Regions from separate parts of the Homo sapiens genome. Here region 2 is linked to region 1. Evidence: read pairs that join two places in POLR2A ChIA-PET (ENCODE). Cell type or tissue: PC-9. All regions are shown on one strand. Links, peaks and the distances in the headings refer to the core of each region. The heading gives the core; the rest is flanking DNA.

Evidence for each region. ChIA-PET counts read pairs that join two places held together with the same protein. Peaks named below come from ENCODE experiments on the same cell type or tissue, not always from the same donor. Only the 100,000 strongest peaks of a DNase experiment are listed, where the experiment ranks them.
Region 2: POLR2A ChIA-PET joins it to region 1 with 15 read pairs; 2 of 35 experiments call an interaction of 5 or more read pairs at or near these places.

The regions. Positions count from the first base shown.
Region 1 is chr3:143,287,873-143,295,598 of GRCh38, forward strand. All of the region lies in intron 14 of SLC9A9 (solute carrier family 9 member A9), which reads right to left. Among named protein-coding and RNA genes, the nearest start is that of SLC9A9-AS1, 51 kb to the right of the region's middle. RefSeq lists an enhancer at 6,700-6,759. In PC-9, for the core only: no CTCF peak of the experiment used is centred there; no DNase peak of the experiment used is centred there.
Region 2 is chr3:143,080,958-143,088,683 of GRCh38, forward strand. It overlaps LOC105374138 (a long non-coding RNA gene), which reads left to right and starts at 2,755. Exons shown (of 4, transcript XR_924555.3): 1 at 2,755-3,261; 2 at 3,757-3,900. RefSeq lists a cis regulatory region at 3,885-4,533 and an enhancer at 4,317-4,456. In PC-9, for the core only: no CTCF peak of the experiment used is centred there; no DNase peak of the experiment used is centred there.

The DNA of each region.
Region 1 (7,726 bases), core at 1,140-6,139:
AGAAGGGCTCAAAATTACACCAACTGCTTACTTTCAGTATAACTAGGATGGTATTCTCCAGTAGATTCTGGTCTGTAGAGAAAAAAAGTCTTCCTGGAAAAAAAATTTAGGCTTTTGATCAATTTGTTTTTATTCAGAAAAGCTGAAGTGGAATTAATTTTAAATGTGGAGAACTGGTCATTGCTTCTACTGCTGACAATACTACAATAGGAAAAAATGGAACATTTCCTTCTGAACGGAATTGTAGTGAATTGAGAACTAAAGAGCTTATGGAAAATAGCCTTCAAATGATTATTTTTGTTTGCTTAAATGCTTGATTATGATGATTGTAATTTCAGCTATACATAGAGTATAGGGAAAAAAAAGCTAAGCCTGGGCTCCAGTTATTAAAAAAAAAAACAAAACAAAACCAAAGAACATATCACATTATAAAATCCAAATGCCCATAGGTTTCTTGGGACTGCTAAGTATAAATACGCAGCTCAGGTTCTACTTGTTCGCATTTTCGGGTCCAAGAGTTCTTTTAGGATCTCTTTAAAAGACTGCCCTTGGCCCTGGATCACTTTAACAACTTAGAAAGGAAACCTGAATTTTCTTGCTTTGTATACAAAGGCTGGTCCTCTGAATTACAAAAGGAAGACTTTGGGGGGCAAATAATACATCTTCAGCTGGCTCAGGTTCTAGACATTGGGCTCATTCTGGTCACTGACCCAGCTGGTTGTAGGTACGATGATTTCATGATTGCTATAGAGAGCAGATGCCTCCTCCTACAGCACCATCTACCAAGCAGAGCCCTATTGGCAGTGATGTTCCACAAAGACATTTTTCTTCTTTGCTTGGAAAGAGTAGGATCATTACAGAAATGTGGTCACTTTAATTTCTCAGACCATGATCAAGATGAATAATATTAATAAAACTTGAGGCCAAGGACATACAGCTAAAAATGGTCAGATAGAAGACTAGAGGACTTCAAATGACACTGGAAGATCCAAGGACTATCAAAGCAAGTTAAAGCTCTAATACCCTCTTACCTAAGGCAAAACAGATCCCATTGCCCCCTGCTTCCAGACTGTAAAATGCTCCCTGGTATGTCTGGTGCACAGGGAAGCAGTGGCAAGTGAACAGACATGGCTGGTGGTTGACTTAGGGAGCTTGTGAATGACTGAGAGCATCCACTGTCAGACTTTAAACCCATTTTAGCCTGAGGCAGGACTGAGACCACCTGATGACAGCTGAGCTGTCAGTGGTAGGGATGACAGGAGGCCAAGGGCTCTGTAATTAGCATGGGTGGGAGGGATGCTTACAGGGCCCTTGTCTACACCAGCTCTGTTGTGGGGCTAAACAGAGGAGCTTAGCATTGGAGGCTCAATTCACTGCCTCCCAAACAACAGCAGCCAGTGATTCATCGTGCCAGTAACAAGGCTGCTCCGGTACAGTTTGACTTGGCTTTTTGTTTCATTTAGTTTCAAGAATGTTTCTGAACCATTATTTTTTTAAATGTCCCTTTGTCTTTACCCTTCCAGCCCTGAAGCTCTGGCGAAGGCTAAGGACTCTCAGAGATGCAGCAAGAGCACTTTATATTTGTCCTGTCCAAAACGAAGCTCACTGTATCGCTTTCTCCCAGATCTGTTTCTCCCTCTCATGCCCCCTGTCTCATTGAACATGTCATCATCCACTTTCATGCTCAAGCATGGGTGCTACCTCCAACTCTTTCCTCTCCCTTCTGCACAACAGTCAATCCATCCATCAATAAGTTCTGTCTACTCCACCTGCCAAAGACCTCCCCTATCCATCTACCCATCTGTCCATCCATCTATTCATCCATCTACTCCCTTTATCCCACAGCTGCTGCCAGCACCCCTCCCTTAGGTGGCTGCAACCACCTTCTCACTGGTCTAGGGGCTCTGCTGATGGGGCCAGCTCCCTGCTCCACCTCCCCTCCCATTCATAGCCAGAGAGGTTCTTCTGCAATGCTGACCAGATCATGGGACTCCCTGCTTACAACACCATCAAAAGCTTCCTGTGGCCCTTAGAAGGAGTGTAAACTCCTTACCCTGAGACATGTCTCCTTCGTAACTGCATGTGTTGACTCCTCTCTCTGCTCATCATTTGTACTTGCTACTTCTTCCCCTTAGTGTGGACTTCACCACTGTCCCTAGCTATCTTATCCTCAGTAATTCAGAACTCAAGGGTCAGATGCTCTGAGAAACCTTCCCTGACCCTCCCTCCTATGGTCTTCTACAGCCTGCACCCAATATAACTCAGGGGGAGGAGGGAAACCATGTAATCTATTGTCAAAACTAGGACAGAGTTAAAGGGGGCACCTGTACATACTGTACATAAATAATAGGCATAAAATGGGATGGTCCAAGGCAAACCAGGATGTGTGGTCACTCCCTAATCATGGCATTTGTCACACCTGCCAGGCCTCCCCTACCTCACTTGGCAGACTGCAAGTTCCTTGATGACAGGGAATGACCAGTTTTTAATATAGTTGCTTCCATAGTTTATGTTCAATACATATTTGCTAAATAAGTGAGCACAGGGATGAATGTGGCTGAAACAACAGGAATCTGGTCACACATTCCCAGATTTGAGTCTGATGGGAAGCTACGTGTCTGTAAACACTGCCTGCAGGCCTCCATATCTCACAGAGCTAGGCCTTTTCTGTTTTCTCTCTGATACGCTGTCAGCCATCACACATAGCATAGAAAAAGGATACATCAGATTGCCTTGCTAACACCCCCCAAATTCTGAATTCCAAAGCACATCTGGCTGAAATAAAGCAGAAGAGTGGGTCCCAAAGTGTGTTCCATGGCAGACAACTACGTTAATAGATGTTAAATGGGTTCTGGGCCAAAATAAGTTATGAAAATTAAGCATCTTTCATTATTGCTGAGACCTTTCTAAACACTGTGAAAAAAACACTGTTCCTTAAATTTAGATCCAGCACCTATCCCCTGTATCTCCCAGACTTCATGTACTATGGAACCTACTTTGAGAATCAGTAAAATCATTTTGCCTGACACCTCTATGTAGGTGACAGCTTGGAGTCTTTCAAAGGCAGGGCCATGCTTTATCTCTTCCCAGTGCCTAGCAAAAGGACCTGACACACAGTTGATGCTCAAAAATGTTTGTTGCATATGGCCTGGAATGTTGTATGTTTAACTGAGGGCGGAAGTGCTTGGGATTGGGTGAAGCCACGCAACTCTGCCAGGCCAGCACTGCAGATGGCTTAGGAACAGGGAGGATTCTGACTGCCCAAAATGACATGGAGAATAGGGAAGTTGATAAAGCTCATCCTTCACATGCCGTCACCCTCCCTTTGAGCAGCACCCTCCTTGTCATCATCCCCTGTTCTGTCCCCACCTTCCCAGTGTCCACTCCCAGCTGATTTGGCTGTCAGTTTCTGCTCGTCGAAGTGCTAAGCCGATGAGACTTAGCCTCATCCAGCCACATTTCCCTTAGATGGTTCCTGCTGACTAAAACCTTTCCGGCCTCAAAGGAGAAGAGCTCAGGTGGTGGAAGGCCGGGAGGCAGGGTTTATTCTGAGTAGGACCTGCCCATGATACCCTCACATCATCTCTCACTCTACCCACTTGTGAGGCTGGCCTTAATCATATGCCAAAGCCATGGGTTCTGTCTCTCCACCCGAAGGGGACAGTCAGGGGGCCTCTCAGGTCAGCACTCAGAAAGGAGCAGGAAAAGGCTATTGGGCTGGAGACATCAGGAAAGGACAAACCCAACTTAAAATACCTAGTAATGGAGGGGAAAAAGATAACAATCAGAACTTAAATCCAGCTCCCATGGACCAGGTTTAAAAAGTCTGTCTTGAAAGATTTTTTGCAGCATCACTTTACTTTTAGTTTTTCTGTCTGAGGTGCCATTCCTTTTTCCAAATTGATTACATGTTACAGAATGACAAAACTCCATAAAGGTACAAGTGGAATTTCCTCCTTTTCCAATGTCCCTTTTCTGTTTTAAAAAGAGGAGCAAAGTCAGGAAATGCCACAGTGAAATTTTGCAGCTGAGCCAATACGAGTTTTAAATAAGTCCAGCTGGAGGGGCTCTCACCCTACACCTCTGCTCTAAGCCAGTGGGGATGGGCCCGAGAGGAATCCCCCATATAGCCCTGTGCTCTGAAAAAGAAGAGCCATTCTCTGGGCTTGTCCTGGTCTAACCTGCTACTCCAGCTGGATGAGTGGCCATGAGCCAGGAGCTTTAGAACCAGCAGAAGCCTCTCCATTGAGCTTGTGGGATGAGGACACAGAGCCAGAGGCCTTACATTTGGCATAGAAGCCCCTCGCTGGGTGCTGACATGGTGCTTGGCTACCATGGGACAAATAATGATAATGTGTGTAGCCTCATATTACTTCAGGTCAGGTTTGACCTCCAAGCAATTCCAGCTCCAGTCAGATTTGGCATGAAATGAATTATGAAACACTTTTGGTTTTCAGGACTGTTTGGATTTCTGAACTACAGATAACAGCTTGTGGACTTACACTACTATTTCCATTGTACAGATGAATAAATTGAGTATCAGAAGAGTTAGGGAATTTGCCTTGGTGCATACAGCTGAGATCTGAACCCAAATCGGCCTAGATTCAGAGCCCATGTTTTTTTCGCGATGTCCTATATCCTGTTACCTCTTGACCACACTGAGGTCCTCTACTCTCCTGTGTTTGCTGAGCAGCCCCTGTAGCTGGAGGTTGTCCTAGAGCTATAAAACGAGGTGTGTGGATTAGAGAATCCCTTCCTATGGTAATAGGAAGGTCCCTCATAATGATATGAGGTCCCTTCCCAACCTCATTTCCATAATGCTATGCAAACATGTATTATACTCTCTAAGATGGGCTCACAGCTGTGTGGACACCTCGGAAGAGAGATATGACCCTTTAAGGATCTCTTGCAAAATGTAGGACCTTGGTGCCTTTTGGACCAAGTGGCATATATGATCCCCGATCCCTCTGCACGTTGATGACACTGTTCTGGCTGTAGCGTAGGTGGTCTTAACTGAGACACATGCCTGGGGCTGGTTAATGCTGCCGCTGCTGGGGGAAATAAGAAAGACACTAATTACACTAAGGCTCTTATTTCTCTTTTACTGGGGAGTTGGGGCAGGGCAGTAAGGAGAGAGGGTTGTCCTTTAAATTAGAGCATGTGTAGGTATAAATCTTTCTCCCATCTATCTTTATTTTGGAGTGTGTTTAAGGTTACGCATTATATGCATTCCTCTCCCTATATACCTCTATGCTTATATCAATTCATAAATAAAATATACAGCTGCTCAGCTGAAATGTATCACTTGTCTGCAAGATTCCTCCTGCAGGTTAACATCTCCTGCCAGGGGAGCTGCCCCGGTTTTCAGTGACTTTCAATGACCTACTTGTATGCATTGGTTCAGGCAGGGCTTAATAAGTGGCCTGGCAGATACGTGCGTCTGCATGTATTCTTCATTCTTTATTTTAGTATTATATGGCTTTCTTCAGCCAAAAATCAATATTGTGTACATAAAGTTAGCTTTGCAATCATACCTTTTCCTATGAAACCTGATATGAACAGAAATTTTTGGAAATGGCTGGGCAGGAGAGACTAATTCATACTGTTTATCATTCCATGGCTGTTTTGATATTGTCATAATTGGCATTTTCCCTATAATTGCCCTCAGTATTGCCAGTACTTATAGGAAAGAGGACTTTCAAAATGAAATACACCTGAGGACTGGGTATTATTGTGGAAGTTCACTTTCTGTTGAATATGATCTGGGATTGAGTTTGGAGACTGAATTTTAGCATGTTACTGTCAATCACAGCTTATCTGGGTCTTATTTGGCCTGGAATTGGAAATTCTTGAATAACGTGACACTCAAGCATTGGGTAGTCTCAGAGTCAAAAGCTGGTTTAATCACTATGATCAGATTTTAAAATAAGAATACTACAGTATTTACTAATACTGAAGAATCCCATCTTTTAGCAAAAGTCAATGTTTTGAATGTCTCTGTAACCCTTGCAGAAAGTATTCATTGTTAAAACCAAGCATTGAATTAGGAACCAGCGTTAAAAAAATAAATCTCATACACATCTATAAAAACAAATAGAACAAATACAATGAGATAATAAAAAATAAATTCATGTAAAATTTTGTAGAATATACTGAGCCCTAAGTCAAGCACTTGGTGCACTGAGAATAATTCTTTTTCTTATAAAGTAAATTACAAAAAGTTGGATAAAAAAATCAATGGACTATTATTTAGGTTCCATTTAATCTAGGTGCTTTAATAATGTCTTTCTGGCCAAATACAGTATTGATTTTTTATTGTTGTGGGATTCACTTAACCTCAAATAAAACTAAACGAAACTAAACCCAAATCGCCTACTCTTTCTTGCAATTGTTGTTTACAGCACGAAAGCACACACTGAATTTAGGCAACTGAGGGAGGAAGGGGGAGCGGTTTAGGAGCCTTGGTTTCTGTCTGCTTTCAACTGACAGCAACACCTTTAGTAGGGCAAAGCTAAAGTCCTTACAGTGCATTTTCAAATCTTGACAAGGCAAGGCACTCAATACGTATGCAACAAGGCAGCATAGAAATCTATTAAAAGAGCCTGCTTCAGACAAAATGAGAAGTTCCAGTTTCTATTTTACATTAACTTGGTGAGGAAATCAACTGGATCCTAAATTAGCTATCCAAATAATGCAAGAAAATACATTTATAGACAAAGGAGGGCCTGGAGGGGTAGAGGGTAGGCAGTGGCAACCACTAGGGGTTTGAGCCAGCTCCCTCTGATAGGCCTTGTGTATGATAACTTCTAATAATTGCCCCTTTTAAATCTTACTTCCACTGAAATTCCCAAGTCAGTGTTGCCATTTTGCAGATGAAAGAACTGAGTGGTTAAATTACTTGCTTAAGGTCACACAGCTCAGGACTGGGATTCCAACCTTGATGTGTCAACATGCAGGTTCTTTCTACACATAGCCCAGGCAATAAATAGGATTATGTGTAAAATAACATTATCATGAGGATTAATATTTATAATTTCAATTAATGCTTATGACACAAAATTTTTATCTGCAAAATGAAGAGCCTGATCAGAAGATCACTGAGGGTCCTAAATGATCTTATTTAATGATTTGGCATTAGTGATTTAGAAAAAGCTGATGTTACCTCTGGCATGCCCATGAGCTGAATCTGGTTTGCAGATTAGTTTTGTTTTTCCTGCCTGATGTTTAAGATTGTTTTGACAAAAAGTTAAAATAAACAGGAGAGTTTATGTAAAAATCTGACTTCCAGTTTTTCCTGACAGATCAACTGAGACTGCACTCTTAAAAGGTAAGAGTGAGTTCTGAGTAGCAACAATTCACTTTAGATGTCTGCAATTCTCCCCTTTGCCATGGTTCCCATTAATCCTTACTACACTCTGTTACTTGTTTCTTTTCTCTTTCTCAAAGTTATTTGCATGACTTCCTTGCCCTGTAGGCATTTTGAGGTGGCTTTCCTGATGCAGACAGCAGTAAAAGCTACTAGAAGAGACTTGCATTCAAGAACGTGCCGTTCCAGTAATCAGGTCTATGATCTTGGGCTAGCGCATTAACCACTCTGAACCTGATTCCTCTTTTGTTATTAATACATGGGAACAAGAATGGTGTGGAGATGATTAAATAGTCCATGAGGTTATACTCAGTAGATGTTAACTGACTCTGAGACATTCTTAGAAAAACATTTCTTAAA
Region 2 (7,726 bases), core at 1,086-6,085, 210 kb before region 1:
TGGGTGACAGAGTAAGACCCTGTCTCAAAATAAAAACAAAAAATGCCACATATTTTCTCCTCTTGCCCCTCAACCCCCTACAAGTGCTCTCTTCTCCCACTTCTCCCCATAGAAGGAGGGAGAGGAAAACATACACATCTCAACACTAGCATTCCTCAACGTCAGCTCTTTAATACCCTCAAGGTGGTATTGGGCTGATTGAAATTCCTGATCTCTTCTTTTGCAAGTCTTGTGTGAGGGATCTGTACCAACCTGTGAAATGTGGGAGTACTTGACACCTATTGACTCCAATGGAGCTTTGACCAAAGCTGACCCATTTCATCCTATTGGGTCCGTGCATGCAAATTATCATCTTTACCACCATCATCATCATCACTACATTGCCCAACTTGTTTTGTATCATATTTAATCAAAATTCCAAAAGCAGGAAACATTGCATAAGAGAAAGTGGGTAGAGTTTCGGAAGTAGTGATGCAAAAAATAAAAAACAAGTATGGATACATAAAATTGGAATAAGGCTAAAAACCACACACTTAACATCAGTGGGCCAAAATTTGGTTCTGAGCTTTTGAGTCAAACCAGGAGGAGTCCAACTGGTCTTAGAATGTGAGCCAGAGGGATATTTTTGGAGTTCAGGTAATCAGTAGATTGTGATGATGACAGCATTTCTCATGTATTTAAATTGAATTTGCTTTTAAAAGCTAGACAATTATAATGCTATTAATTTCCTCTATTGCTCACCCTTCCTTCTAAAAAGCTCCAACATTAAATAAATGAACATAAAAATCCCCCCAAAAAAACCAAATCTGCCCAAGACACAAAATTATTTCCACCTTACATGTGAAGTTGTGAACTATCCTACCCATGAACATTGTTACAGAGGCCATTTTCAGTAAAGAGGAAACAAGAGTCCTCTCGTGGTGAACAGCAGTTTTTTGATTGTGCAGTATCCATTCCATAATCGCACCCAAGGGGTGGGCACGGGATCCAAGCAGGCTGATGGGAATTCCCTCGCTGGAATTTGAATCGCAGAGTGATGTAGAGACAGAAAACGCCCAGCTGTCATTCATCCAGTTTCTGCACCTCGGTGGGCTGGAGTCCAGTCTCTGAGGCCCCCCACCCCTGGCTAGACCTACTGACCCTGTCCTTTGTGAGCTTGGACCTTCTTCCTTCTTCCCTCTCCTGTGAGACTACCAGCCTCTCCCTGCCCCCCTCAGCCTCCTATAACATCTTTTTTTACTTACGATAATCAGAGACTCAGTTCCTGTTTCTTGCAACCCAAGTGTTCTGACTGGTATGCTTTCAATACGGTTTCAGAGTGAAATACAGTCAGTGGGATGGTTTTAGGTGGCACACAAGGAACATTTACATTTTTCAGTTATGTAATTATTTTAATGCACATTGCGAAAAACTATAAACAGCACATCAAACCCACAATGTCATGGGTATTATTGCTTAGAATGACTTCAATACATTTATTTAAGTCGAAAAGTGAGTCATTTAAAAGGAAAACGCTACGTGATAGTACAGGTGTCCCTGGCTATGGGGGAGAAACAGTCTCAAATGTGCTGTGCAAATAGCTTGCAGAGGCCATGAGGACGTCACATTTTTGTAAGAGAGCGAGCGCTAGATCTGAGTTTTGAGGAGTTCCTTCTACCATCGTGGGACACGGTGAGAGATGAGTGGTTGGGGAGGTCAGAGCTGGGGGGAAACCTCCTGCCATGGCCCAGAGAGAGGGACCAGGCATGGACTGGAGAGAAACGGATGGCTGCCCTGAGCCTCACAGATGACCCTTCATCCTCCTCCTCCTTGGCTGGCAGGCATAAAGCAGATCAACCAAGGTCCAGGGGAGGAGGGGCGCTTCCAGAGCCCTCCCGGGGTTTCTTTTCTTTCTCCGTTTTCCCTTCTTCCTTCCCCATTTCCTTCCCTTATCATTGAGTGTCCCCTAACCACCCCCCTTCCCCCACCTCAGGCCTGTCTGGCTTCGCTGGCTGAGCGGCCCTTGTGGTGGTTATGGCAGGTGTGAGGCTTTAGAGGCCATCCTGCCCTCAACAAGGGGATGGCTGTGGAGCATCATCCCAATTCTGCAGCCTCTCATCTGAAGCTCAGGCCATCAGGAGGGAGCCCTCAGGCTTCTCTCTGACGTTTCTTCCATTTGTCAACCTCTCAGCTCCTCAGCTCAGGTCACAGACAAGGTGGAGGAGCCCCCAGCACGTTTAGGCAGGCTCTTTCCCTGTCACCCCTCACCACCCCGCACCATACACTAACCTGGAGGTCTCCTGGGTACTTTGCCAAGTCAGGGAATGAGAAAGGTCTGACCCTGTGGCTTCAGGCTAGAACTCTCCCCCATCTACTTGGCTCTGGTCCCTGAGCCAGCTGCCCATCCTTCCAGGGCACAGTGGATGCAAACCCCACAATACCCAGTGGCTTCTTTAGCACAGACATTGTTCTGTCTATATCAAGACCCCAGAACCATGTCCGTGCTAAAGAAGCCACTGGTTTTATTGTGGGGCTTTATCTTTTTTTTTTTTTTGAGACCCAGTCTTGCTCTGTCGCCCAGGCTGGAGTGCAGTGGCATGATCTTGGCTCACTGCAATCTCCGCCTCCCAGGTTCAAGTGATTCTCCTGCCTCAGCCTCCTGAGTAGCTGGGATTACAGGCACCCATCACCACGCCCAGCTAATTTTTTGTATTTGTAGTAGAGACGGGGTTTTACCATGTTGGTCAGGCTGGTCTCGAACTCCTGAACTCAAGTGATCTGCCCACCTTGGCCTCCCAAAGTGTTGGGATTACAAGCGTGAGCCACCGTGCCCGGCCTGTGGGGCTCTATCTTAATTCTGCCTTTAAGGACCTAATAAATCACTTTACCTCTAGTTCCTGAGCTATACAATTAGTGGGCTGTGTTATCCGAGCTCTGTGTCACTTATTTATGGCTGCTAACAAACCACCCCACATCTTAGTGGCTTAAAGCAACACTGGTTTATGATTTCACAATCCTGTGGGTTGACTGGGCTGTTGTTAGCGGGTCTCAACAGGTGGGACAGCCAGGGCTGGGCTCATCTGGGACACCTGGGACTCTCTCACCTGGGTCTTTCATCCTGGGCTTCTTCCTCTCATGGTGGCCACAGGTGTTCCGAGGGGATGAGGTTGGACACTACAAGGCCTGTGAAGGTGTAGGCTCTGAGGCTACATAACTTCACTTCCACTGCATTCTCTTGGTCAAAGCAGCAGACAAGGCTGCTCGGACACAAAGAGTGGAGAGGTGAGCTACACCCTTTGATAGCCATCGGAGTGGCTGTAAACCCTCGCCCTGCCCCATGGGGTTCCTGTGGGTGTTGATGAGGTGCCTTTCATGGAATCTTTTTTTTTTTTTTTTGAGACGGAGTCTCGCTCTGTCGCCCAGGCTGGAGTGCAGCAGCACGATCTCTGCTCACTGCAAGCTCCGCCTCCCAGGTTCTCACCCTTCTCCTGCCTCAGCCTCCCGAGTAGCTGGGACTACAGGCGCTCACCTCCATGCCCGGCTAATGTTTTTTGTATTTTTAGTAGAGACGGGGTTTCACTGTGTTAGCCAGGATGGTCTCGATCTCTTGGCCTTGTGATCCGCCCGCCTCGGCCTCCCAAAGTGCTGGAATTACAGGCGTGAGCCACCGCGCTCGGCCCATGGAATCTTTTTTTTTATCCCAGCTGACTGCCTAATGCTTAAGTGTCCGACCATGACTAGGGGTCCCACACACAGAAAACGTGTTTATCCTGGCAGACGCCTTCGTTGCTCTTGTCCCATCTGTGTCCAGTTCATTCCTACGAAGACAGCCACTCTCTAGGAGAGCCCCGACCAGGAAAGAAGTTAGTTTCAGGTGCATCCGACTGGGGGAGACACAGAGGAGGCCTCTCAACAAAACAGGTGAGTTAACAGAAGCAGAGCATTCCACAGCCCAGAGAAGAGGGAGGCGCGCCTCTCAGGACGGATAGGAAGTGGGGAGCCATCTGGGACATGGGAAGCCCACCGGCGGGCGGGGAGCGAAAGAGTGCGGGTGATCTGCGAGCCTGTGTCTTTTTTTGGGGTCCAGGGCATTACCCAGGTGGGAGTTCCAATTGGTGGGTTCAGAGTAGGCAGGCTCTGGACTCCCTGGTGGGTTCAGAGCAGGCAGGCTCTGGACGCCCTGGAGTCCTGCTGTGCCTGAGAGGAGGCCACTGGGGCGTATCTCCACAGTGCATGTGTTGTGTCTGGTCAGTGGAGCCAGTCAAGTAGGTTGTATCTAGCTGTCCCACGGGGAGGCTGTCACCAGGAGGGGGTTGTATGAGCCAGATATCTGAACTGACCATATTGAGGAAATGGGAGGAGGCAGAGAACTGGAAACTGTAGACGGTGACTAAGCCCTGCTTCTGGTATGGGAAATTGCTTAAAGCTATATTCAAAATGGACGCTGAAGCAACACAAAATTATAGAATTCACTACAAATAGCAAGACAACTCATTTCTTTTTTTGAGACAGGGTCTTGTTCTGTTGCCCAGGCTGGAGTGCAGCGACGTAATCACAGCTCACTGCAGCCTTGACCTCCTGGGCTCAAGCAATCCTCCTACCTCTGCCTCATGAGTAGCTGGGACCACAGGCATGTGCCACCACTCCTGGATAATTTTTATTTTATTTTATTTTTATTTTATTTTTCCTTTTTTTTTTTTATTGATCATTCTTGGGTGTTTCTCGCAGAGGGGGATTTGGCAGGGTCATAGGACAATAGTGGAGGGAAGGTCAGCAGATAAACAAGTGAACAAAGGTCTCTGGTTTTCCTAGGCAGAGGACCCTGCGGCCTTCCGCTGTGTTTGTGTCCCTGGGTACTTGAGATTAGGGAGTGGTGATGACTCTTAACGAGCATGCTGCCTTCAAGCATCTGTTTAACAAAGCACATCTTGCACCGCCCTTAATCCATTTAACCCTGAGTGGACACAGCACATGTTTCAGAGAGCACAGGGTTGGGGGTAAGGTCACAGATCAACAGGATCCCAAGGCAAAAGAATTTTTCTTAGTACAGAACAAAATGAAGTCTCCCATGTCTACTTCTTTCTACACAGACACGGCAACCATCCGATTTCTCAATCTTTTCCCCACCTTTCCCCCCCTTCTATTCCACAAAACCGCCATTGTCATCATGGCCCGTTCTCAATGAGCTGTTGGGTACACCTCCCAGACGGGGTGGTGGCCGGGTAGAGGGGCTCCTCACTTCCCAGTAGGGGCGGCCGGGCAGAGGCGCCGCTCACCTCCCGGACGGGGCGGCTGGCCGGGCAGGGGGCTGACCCCCCCCACCTCCCTCCCGGACGGGGCGGCTGGCCGGGCGGTGGGCTGACCCCCCCCACCTCCCTCCCTGACGGGGCGGCTGGCCGGGCAGAGGGGCTCCTCACTTCCCAGTAGGAGCGGCCGGGCAGAGGCGCCCCTCACCTCCCAGACGGGGCGGCTGGCTGGGCGGGGGGCTGACCCCCCCACCTCCCTCCCGGACGGGGCGGCTGGCCGGGCAGAGGGGCTCCTCACTTCCCAGTAGGAGCGGCCGGGCAGAGGGGCTCCTCACCTCCCAGACGGGGCGGCTGGCTGGGCGGGGGGCTGACCCCCCCACCTCCCTCCCGGACGGGGCGGCTGGCCGGGCAGAGGGGCTCCTCACTTCCCAGTAGGGGCGGCCGGGCAGAGGTGCCCCTCACCTCCTGGACGGGGCGGCTGGCCGGGCGGGGGGCTGGCGCCCCCACCTCCCTCCCGGACGGGGCAGCTGGCTGGGCAGGGGGCTGACCCCCCCACCTCCCTCCCGGACGGGGTGGCTGCGGGGCGGAGACGCTCCTCACTTCCCAGACGGGGTGGCTGCTGGGCGGAGGGGCTCCTCACTTCTCGGACGGGGCGGCTGCCGGGTGGAGGGGCTCCTCACTTCTCAGACGGGGCGGCTGCCGGGTGGAGGGGCTCCTCACTTCTCAGATGGGGCGGCCGGGCAGAGACGCTCCTCACCTCCCAGATGGGGCGGTGGAGCAGAGGCGCTCCCCACATCTCAGACGATGGGTGGCTGGGCAGAGACGCTCCTCACTTCCTAGATGGGATGGCGGCCGGGAAGAGGCGCTCCTCACTTCCTAGATGGGATGGCGGCCGGGCAGAGACGCTCCTCACTTTCCAGACTGGGCAGCCAGGCAGAGGGGCTCCTCACGTCCCAGACGATGGATGGCCAGGCAGAGACGCTCCTCACTTCCCAGACGGGGTGGCGGCCTGGCAGAGGCTGCACTCTCGGCACTTTGGGAGGCCAAGGCAGGCGGCTGGGAGGTGGAGGTTGTAGCGAGCCAAGATCACACCACTGCACTCCAGCCTGGGCACCATTGAGCACTGAGTGAACCAGACTCCGTCTGCAATCCCGGCACCTCGGGAGGCCGAGGCTGGCGGATCCCTCGCGGTTAGGAGCTGGAGACCAGCCCGGCCAACACAGCGAAACCCCGTCTCCACCAAAAAAATACGAAAACCAGTCAGGTGTGGCAGCGCGCGCCTGCAATCGCAGGCACTCAGCAGGCTGAGGCAGGAGAATCAGGCAGGGAGGTTGCAGTGAGCCGAGATGGCAGCAGTACAGTCCAGCCTTGGCTGGGCATCAGAGGGAGACCGTGGAAAGAGAGGGAGAGGGAGACCGTGGGGAGAGGGAGAGGGAGAGGGGGAGGGGGAGGGAAACTTCCTCTTTCTTCCCACTCTATTTCATAAATCCATGTCTACACACATGCAGGATCCCCAGTCAGTGTCATCCGTGGAGTTAGCCCTCCCTGATTTCTTCCTGGATAATTTTTAAAAAGCTTTTTGTAGAGAGAGTCTCTCTGTGTTGCCCAGGCTGGTCTCAAACTCCTGGTCTCAAGCAATCCTCCTGCCTCAGCCTCCCAAAGTATTGGGATTACAGGTGTGAGCCACTGCACCTGGCCAAGACAACTCATTTTTTTCCTGCTCCATGAAGATGCCAGGGTTATAGTAGAGATACCAGGAGAGACACAGTTTCCAACGATTTCATCAAAAGAAACATGAAAAGGGCCTTGGGGACATTTAGTGTTGTTAAGATCCTAGAAGCCACAGGGGTTTAGAATTTCCTTAGGGCTTCTCTCTGCTCTCCAGTCTCTCATTCAATCCCAATCATCATCATCATTAATGATAATCAATATTATCATCATCACTGAGCACCTGAAGAGCTTACCACTCAGAAAAGAGAAAGAGGATTAAGCACTGCACATGTTTTTCCTTAGTAGTGGCATGAACTATCGGGGGCAACAGTCATTCTTTTGGAGACTTATGCCTGTAGTCGAACTGTGCTAATTGTGTATATATTTTAGAGTTCTCACACAGCTACTCTTTTTTTTTCTCTTAAGAAAAAAAAAAAGAAATATCTGAGACTTTATTTTGATCTTTCACATCCATCTGAAGAAGGTTCTTTAAAGATAAGTGGGTTTTGTAATCTGGTGAAGGCCATGAATCTATTCAATTCAGTGAGTTCCTATCAACTGCATCTGAAAAGCACTGGTGAAGACCACAGTACTTAAAACCCATTTTTTTAATTTTAAAAAATTCCATAAGAAACATGTACTTATGGTAAAATGATAAGTTTCAAACATATAAAAACATGAAAAATGGAAATTAAAAATCTCTGCTCTCAACTATTATAGCAGGGCCTCCAGAGGCAGCCACTGATCATAGATTTTGTCCTGAATTTTTCTGGTGCTTGCTGTCCTAAATC